2 separate regions of the Homo sapiens genome follow, and region 1 is linked to region 2. A link is a contact called in ENCODE Hi-C data. All regions are on one chromosome and are shown on one strand. Each heading gives the region's core, a stretch centred on a gene start or an enhancer-like site at or near the end of the contact. The rest is flanking DNA. Distances are from core to core; before and after follow the strand shown.

The links. Hi-C counts contacts between places; a loop is a spot of excess contacts on that map. Pooled maps may share reads with other maps.
Region 1: a map of OCI-LY7 shows a loop between it and region 2 (13-fold over the local background). The contact joins two enhancer-like sites. A Hi-C loop is called at or near these places in 1 of 168 maps with a recorded cell type or tissue (OCI-LY7), 1 of 37 single-sample maps with no recorded cell type and 1 of 50 pooled maps.

The regions. Positions count from the first base shown.
Region 1 is chr4:83,217,880-83,222,043 of GRCh38, reverse strand. No RefSeq gene overlaps it. Among named protein-coding and RNA genes, the nearest start is that of COQ2, 65 kb to the left of the region's middle. RefSeq lists enhancers at 441-540, 2,250-2,509. Within about 2 kb of position 2,608, at least 16 of the 41 ENCODE cell types and tissues checked have a DNase peak (open chromatin) inside an H3K27ac peak, as active enhancers do.
Region 2 is chr4:76,196,802-76,201,207 of GRCh38, reverse strand. All of the region lies in intron 1 of SCARB2 (scavenger receptor class B member 2), which reads left to right. Among named protein-coding and RNA genes, the nearest start is that of SCARB2, 15 kb to the left of the region's middle. RefSeq lists enhancers at 1,098-1,157, 1,178-1,367. Within about 2 kb of position 1,432, at least 15 of the 41 ENCODE cell types and tissues checked have a DNase peak (open chromatin) inside an H3K27ac peak, as active enhancers do.

The sequences.
Region 1 (4,164 bases), core at 1,359-3,858, 7.0 Mb before region 2:
TGGTTATTACACTTGACAAAGTTTGTCGCACTTTCTAATCTTCTTATTCAAGCCAAGGAACAATAGCCTTCATGCCAATATGTCTTAAAATATAAAAATCTAACTTTAATTTGCCTATATTTCAGACATGCCTTCTCACTGAGACCACATATATATCCCAAATTTATTTTATTTTAATAGGTTGACATATTATTTATTGCTGCATAGCAAATTACTTCACAAGTGATTAAAAACAGCAAACATTTGTTATCTGTGGGTTTGGAAGGCAGGTGCAGCTTAGCCAGGTGGTTTTGGGTCCAGTTGTGTCACGTGGCCGTAACAAGGTGTCAGCCAGGGCCTCTGTTCTCTAAGACCGCACAAAGTGGGGGCTGCTTCCAAGCTCCCTCACGTGGTTGTTGGAAGGCCTCAGGTCTTAGACACATGGACCTCTCCACCTTACAGCTACCTTAGGACGTGGCAGCTGGCTTCTTCAAGTGGGAACAACTCAAGAGAGAGCAAGAGAAAGCATTCAAGAAGCCACAATCTCTCTGGAACCTAATCTCAGAAGTGGCATACCATCATTTCTCCCATACTCTGTTCATCAGAAGTGAGTCACTAGGTCCAGCCCCAACTCAAAGGGAGGAGATTACATGAAGGAATAAATACCATGAGTAGGGACCACCTTTGAGGCTGCCTACCGCAGTTGAAAACTATACTTCGGTATTTCAAGGCCAGGTGTCATGGCTCATGCCTGTAATCCCAGCACTTTGGGAGGCCGAGGCGGGTGGGTCACTTGAGGCCAGGAGTTTGAGACCTGCCTACCCAACATGGAGAAACCCCTTCTCTACCAAAAATACAAAAATGAGCCAGGCGTGGTGGCACATGCACGTAGTCCCAGCTACTCAGGAGGCTGAAGCAGAAAAACTGCTTGAACCTGGGAGGTGGAGGTTGCAGTGAGCCGAGATCGTACTGCTGCATGCCAGCCTGGGTGACAGAGAATTGCTTTTCTTTGTACTGTGTATTTTATTTTTTGCATTTGAAAATAGTATTCTGAGAAGAGGTCCAAAGGCTTCACTAGCTGTATATATAACACAGACAAAGAGTCCCTGCTTCAGTGCCAGACAGATTTGGGTCCAAACCCTGCCTCACCCACCAGCCATGTGGACCTTGAGCAATAACTTCACCTTTGCAGGCATCGGTTGCTCCAACAATAAAATGGACATAATAACAGCATATATCATAGACTTGTTGTAAGGGTTAAATGAAGTCATGCAAAACATTAACATTCTGCCCAGAATATATTAACAAATGGTAGTTATCATCAGTTTAGAAAAGAGCGTGCCTAAATTTCATATGTGTGCATAGTGTTCTACTTCACATGATTATAGAAGCCTGGGATCATGTTTATTAGTGGTCGGGTTCTACTCTTTCTTCCGTTGTATATTTTAAATACCTTAACAAATGTGATGAAGCCTAACGTGTTGGTACCAGATCCCTTACCAAAAGCACCACATAGGCCAGGTGTAGTGGCTCACACCTGTAATCCCAGCACTTTGGGAGGCCAAGGCGGGCAGGTAACTTGAGGTCAGGAGTTGGAGACCAGCCTGGCCAACATGATGAAACCCCGTCTCTACTAAAAATACAAAAATTAGCTGGGCGTGGTGGTGTGTGCCTGTAATCCCAGCTACTCAGGAGACTGAGGCAGGAAAATTGCTTGGACCCAGGAGGCGGAGGTTGCAGTGACCCAAGATCACGCCACTGCACTCCAGCCTGGGTGGCAGAGCAACACTCTGTCTCAAACAAAAACAAACAAACAAAAAACAAAACAAAACAAAAAACACACGACAAAAAAATACCAAGTATTATTATATCCAGATGTATTATATTAACACAAATGACATAAGCATAAGAACGAAATACTGGGCCAAAACGTCCATAGCGGGGAAATGCATAATCCAGCAACCTTCTTACCCATAAAATCTCAGGCCTGATGGTTTGCATTTTCAATGCATTGGCCACTTGTTACACAGTATGCAGGTGACTGCTGTGGAAGATGAGTTGGACTGGAAAAAGATTAAAACCTCTTTCTTCCAGCCACCTGCTTCTGACCAGGTGTTCCTTCCTGCCAATGCAGTACAAAAAGGAAGAGGCAGAGAAGGACCGCAGTTACTCTGTCATCATGTGATCTGTGTTTGTGAATCACGTTTGACAGAGGGCTTGTGCTATCCAGGAATCCAGTAACCATTCAGAGTCAGCGTGGACACCTGAGAGTCAGGAATGGCTTGCTGCCTCCATCTGTTAGTTTCCCTGAGTCTGGAGACCAGGAAGGCAGGATCTGGAATGGGCAAGTGCAGTGTTTTCTCATATTCTGACTTGGAGTCAGGACCCAGGTAGAAACTGCTGGTTCCACTTTGGTAGAGAGCCTCTCCCCGAGCTGGCCTCCTTTGCCCTGGCATGTCCAGCACACAAAGGAGGACATTATTAATATAAACGAGCGGACAGCATCTGTTGCCAGAGAGTCTTAATTAGTCCCCAGCTGGGACTGTGCCACGGGCACATTGCATGTTAGTTGTGATTTCCCAGAAACAATGAGGGAAGACCGAAAACACGAAAACACGTTGTTCCTCCACAGCCCCGCCCTCTCCTGCAACCTCACTCTCAATTCTGGGTTGTAGTTTTTCAAAACAGTACTAGAGAGTTTGATCTGAAATATCTTGATTAGTACTGGAATGAAAATGAATTAAAATTAAGCAAAATGTACATGGGATCTCTTGGTACTATTTCTTACCAACTGCATGTGAATCTACAATTACCTCAGAATAAAAAGTTAAATTTTAAAAATTCAAGCTGCTCAGAATTTACTGTGACAGGAAGAAAGAAAGAAACTGAAAAGGAGGAGGAGGAGGAGGGAAAGAAGAAAGCCCTATTCTGAAAATCAACTTTCTATTTTTTTCTTAAATGGATTTCCTCAATCAAGTTATACCTATCCAAATGATATTCTGTGCCTAGTGGAAGGTTGTGGAACAGAAAATGACACCTGCTCTTTTCCTCTCCTTTCCCCTGACCAATCTGACAAGATCCTTAATAGCAACTGTAAAGAGTATCTCCAGTATTATAAACGAGAGCTGGTCAAGGCCGCCCGCAGTGGCTCAGGCCTGTCATCCCAGAACTTTGGGAGGCTGAGACTGGAGGATCAATTGTGCCCAGGAGTTTGAGACCAACCTTGGTAACATAGGAAGACCCTATCTCTACAAAAAAAAAATGTTTTTTTAATTATCCGGGCGTGGTGGTGTGCACCCATAGTCCCATCTACTTGGGAGACTGAGGCAGGAGGATCACTTGAGCCTGGGAGGTCGAGGCTACAGTGAGCTATGATCACACTACTGCACTCTAGCCTGGGTCCTGGGTGACAGAGTGAGGCCCTGTCTCAAAAAAATAAAAATAAAGAGAGCTGGTCAGAGTTGCTGACTCCCCTCCAGAGAGAAGGACAGAGAAGATACACTTTTCATGATAAATCCTTTTAGACTTCTAAATTTTATAGTGTGTATATATACTACCTAGTCCCAAAATATTATTCCTCAAATCTTACATAAGGTCTAGCTCAAACAAGTCCTTCTTGATTAAGCCTTTCCCGTTTTACCACTTAGAATTCACCACTAATAGAGGGGTAGTGCTCAAGCCTGGCTGCCAGTAGAAAAACCTGAGAGATTTTTAAAAAATGCCCAAACTCGGTGCCCTCCCCAGACCAGTGGACTGAGAATCGTGGAGGGGAGGAGGTCAATCTGGGTATTTTTCAAAGCTCCTCAAGTAATGTTAATATGTACTCGGGGTTGAGAACTTTTGCCCTGACCCTTTATGGAGCCCATATTTAAGCACTCACCCTATGAGTAAACTGAGTAATTGATTAAAAAGTAAAAAACACTTTCACACCTTTTATCTCATTTGGTCTCTATAATAACAACACGTAAACTGGGCTTCATTTTCCCACTGCACAGAGGAGGAAGTGGAGAGCTGAGCTGCTAGAAGTTACCAAGGTCCCTTTGAGAGCTTCAGTTCTGCACTTCTTGTATTTGATCATCTCCCCTGAGATTAACAGATTTTGCTCTCCCCACCCAGAGCCCAGTATCGCACCTTTCATTCAAGCAGTTCAACCTCAATAACCAAAACAGTGAAAAATGAGTAGCT
Region 2 (4,406 bases), core at 183-2,682:
GGCCCTGCAGAGACTTCTGGGTGAAGGGCGGTGAGTGACTCAGGCCAAGGCACTGGCTGAGAACTTGTGTGGTGGGTGCTAGGTAACAGTAGATGGTTGCGTGTTACTGGTGCATAAAGTGCCTACCAGGAAAAGACAGCGACAGGTGACGCAGTTGCATCAGATCACAACAGGTCAAGGACTGTGGACTTTATCCTTTGAGCAGGGGTGGAGTATCTGTTCCCTTAGGCACTTTTGACAGGCTTCTCTGAAGCCTGAGATGGATGAAGCATTTGAAAGGAAAAAGGCTGGAGAGAGGGAGACCAGTTAGGAGCCTACATACAGTATTGTCACAGTCCAAGCCAATGATGAAATGTGCCTTGGGGTAGAAATGGGGAAGAGGAGGAGGTGAAATCAGCAGGACTTAGTGATCAACTAGGGGAGAAAATCATGAGTCCATTTTGGTCATGTTGTCTTGGAGCAGCCTGTGAGATGTTTAGATGGGGGAATTTTATCACAGATCCATGCTACTGGAAGGATCTAAATAATTTCAGGCATAAGCTGTTTGTTAGGCTGAATTACTGAGTCTTGCACATAATTTTTCACTCCCTGTTACATGCATGTTGGTTTTGTGTCCTTAGCTAAATTTCTTCTTACAGACAGGGCCTATGCCTGTTTGCAGGGCATAGTCCGGGCACATAGAAAGCTCTCAGTAGGTACATATTGGGTGATTAACTGAAAAGTATGTTTTTTAGTCCAATTATTAATTTAGCTGTTGACACTGTGAATTCACCATAGAACTTGATAATTTTCCAGTATTTTGTTTTAGTGGTAGTGCCACAGTATTGTGCGTGGAAAAATTCATTATGTTCGTCTTGGTTAAAACTAATAAGCAACAGTTATATTGTGACTCCACAGTGCCACTCTTAATATCCAGAGTCACACTGTAAAACTGATTTAAGGCCTTATGTTGCTTTTTCATTTAGTGTAACTAAGAAGACTCAGCTGATTACAAGGTTTGTCTGGTGGCTGTCATCACCACAGCAGAACCCTCGGTGAGGAAGATCAGTTGTTCCCAAGCCATGGCTTTCTGTTCAGACTGGCAAAGGGCGCCTTTGAGGGGGACACTAGCTCGTTGTATCTGGCGGAATGAATAACTTCCTGTGCCAGACAGTCCGCGGTCTTGAGGCTGAGGTTATTATTTGTTAGTTTCTCAGGCCTTCCTTTGCCGAGCAAGCTCCTGGGAGTGCACACTTGAATGCCCTGAGGATCAGAAATAGAAGGGGCAGAAATTAAAAGTTTAAGTCAAAACAGAGCCCTCTCTGGGCCATCTTGTGGCAGGAGGTTGAGGTGCTTTCTTTGGACCCATTAGCATACTGGGGCTGCGCGGCTGCCTGGAAACTCTAGAGTTGAACTCTCCCTTTTTCGGTTCCTCACCTGTGGGCTCCTTACTAGGAGCTGACAGTGACCTCACGCAGCTGCCCTAGTTTCCTTTCCTCCAGATGGCACGGGTAACACTCGAGGAAACCCTGAGAGTTCAGAGTCCAACTTATGGCTTCTCCATAGTTTCACTGTCCCTCTGGGCTAGAGTTGCCAAATAAAATAAAATACAGGACAACCAGTTAAATTTGAATTTCAGATAACAAATAACATTTTAGTATGAGTCTGTCTCGTGTGATATTTCGGTTCAGTCCGATGTATCAGTTGTTAATGTCCTGCCATATTTATCTCTCTGATGCACTTTTTCTTGAATTATTTGAAGTAAGTTGTAGATATCACACACTTTGTTCCTAAATCCTTCAGCATGCATCTCCTATGAATAAAAACATTTTTGATGTAGCCCATGCAATATTTGGGACATAATTATATTATAAAATTATTTGTTGTTTATCTGAAATACAAATTTAACTGGGTATCCCAGGTTTTATTTGCTAAATCTGGCAACTCTACCCTCAGGGTGCCATGGGGTGGCAGCTGCTGGATGGGTGAGTAAATCTGCACTCCTGGACTTGGTCAGATTTGATTTCATTTACTGGCTTTGTGACTTGGGACAGCCAGTGCCACCATTTCTTTGTCTGCAAAATGGGGATTTTTATTTTGTAGTGTCAGTGTAAAACTCAGAGATAAGGTACATTATAAAGCCCCTAGCATAGCACCTGACTTTAGCAGACTCACAGTAGATTGCAGCTGGCGTGGCAGTAATGGTAACTGAATAGTAACTGCCATTCTCTGAGCTGAAAGTGAGAAAATAAAAATAAAGACACACTGTTTTAGAAATGTTAGCAGCTGTATTTACAACTTCCCTCTGTTCTCTCATTCCCCATCTCTCTTCCTACTTAGTGCATTCGCATGAGCACACACACACACACACACACACACACACACACTCACTCACTCTCCAGCACGTGATCTACTCTGGGATTGACAGAGGGTTTCCTGACAAACATCCAACTTGTAAGGTGGAGGAAAAGAGACATATGAAAGCAGCAGGAAAAGCCACCACTCTTGAGGGCAAGATTTGAAGGGAGTAAAAGGGGCTATGAGGATTTGTCTGAGTGCTGGTGACTCAACTAAGAAGTGGCCAGGCAGAGAAGGGCTGTGGGGGTGGAGGGAGACAGAGGAGAAGCCCCAGCTGTAACATGGTCTGGGTTGGTTATGACTCTGGCATGCTGCCAAGGACAGTTTTTATTGTTCTTGTTTTTCATTTGCTTTGTTTCATTAAGAAGTCAAATGTACTAAATGTTTATTTCTATCCTGAAAGTTGGAGGAACAAGTTCAAGTCACACTGTTTACGCATGTCAGAACAGCCAGGTTTACCCTTCTTTCTGGTAACCCCTTCTTTCTGGAAACCCTTCCACTTGTCTTTGGATTTATGGTTGCCTAAAAGCTGGATGCCAGCCCAGCAAGATAAACCAGGGAGGTTAGCCATCTGTTCATTTATGTTTGCTGATTCTTTCAGGGTTCCTAATTCTGAGGTGATTTTCTTCACATGAACAAATAAATGAGATCTCAAGTCCTTTCTCACTGGAAACTTCACACACTATGATGCTTGTCAGGAAAAATTAGGCAGGAATACAGAGTGCTCACTCAACTGTCCTGACAGTAATAGGAAGAGAAGTGCGGTGGAGTCGAGAGTGGGGGCGGCTGCTCCTGGGCCTTTGCAGCAGAGCAGACCGCAGCTGAGGCAGCATCAGGCTCGCCTTTGTTTTGCTAGAACAGAGGAAAGCCAAGATGAAGTGAGTTCTCTTTGTGTCCATTCCTTCTCCTTGCCTTAGGGTCTATCCATAACATGCTACAGAATCTGAGTTTCTTAGATTTTCACTTAAAAAAAAAGATAAGGGAACATTTTTTTTTCTGCTTACAGAAGTAATTTATTTCTGGTGTAAAAATCCAAACAAAAGCAACAGTGAGTGGAAGACTCCTCCTAATCCGGACCTGAATTATAACTGATACAAATTCTCGACACTCAAAGTTCACATTTTGGTTTGTTTATTTGCAGTCTGTGCTTTTATATTATTTTTGTATTTCAGCCGTTTTTACAGTAAAAATACAAGGCTTTTCTCCATTAACAGATAGAGGACTGTTGGGAATACCAGGTGTTAGGTTTCTGTTAACCTCAGGCGCTGTATTTATCAGGCCTCTACTGCCACGGTGAGTAACAAGTAACTCCCCAGTCTCGTTGCTTATAACAATAATATGTGGGTGTGCAGCCAGCTCAGCTGGCTCAGTGGAACGAGGCTGGACTCCAGGCTTCTGGTCCGCTTTAGGACTAGTCTACACATCTCCGTTTTAGAACCTAGGCTGAAGGATCAGCAGCTACCTGTGGCCTGCTCTTCTCTTTTCCAAGGGTGGCAACTTCAAGGTGGCAGATAGAAACTTGCCATGCATCTTAAGGCCTTAGCTCCAAATTGATACATTGCCATTCCACCCACATCCTGTTGGTCAAATCTAGTCACTTGGCCTAGCCTGAAGTCAGTGAGGCAGGGAGAATACTTCACCCTTAGGGGAGTCATGGTGTATTAATTTGCTAGGGCTTCCCGAATGAATACAACAGACTGGGTGGCTTAAGCAACAGAAATTTGTCTCATAGTTCTGGATGCTAGAAGTCTGAGATCAAGGTATTGGCAGAGTTGGTTTCTTCTGAGGCCTGTCTTCTTGGCTTGTAGAGGGCTGTCAGTTCTGCGTGTTTTCACGTGGCCTTCCCTCTGTGCTTGTCTGTGTCCCAGTTTCCTCCTCCAGTTAGGACACCGGTCCTATTAGCAGGGCCTACCCTCATGACCTCATTTAACCTTCATCAGCTCTTTAAAGACCCCGACTCCAAATACAGGCACATTGTGAGGTATTGGGGGTTAGGACTTCAGCTTAGGAATTTAGAGTATGGGGGGCATTATTCATCCTGTAACACAGAACAGGGGTGGAAAGTGCAG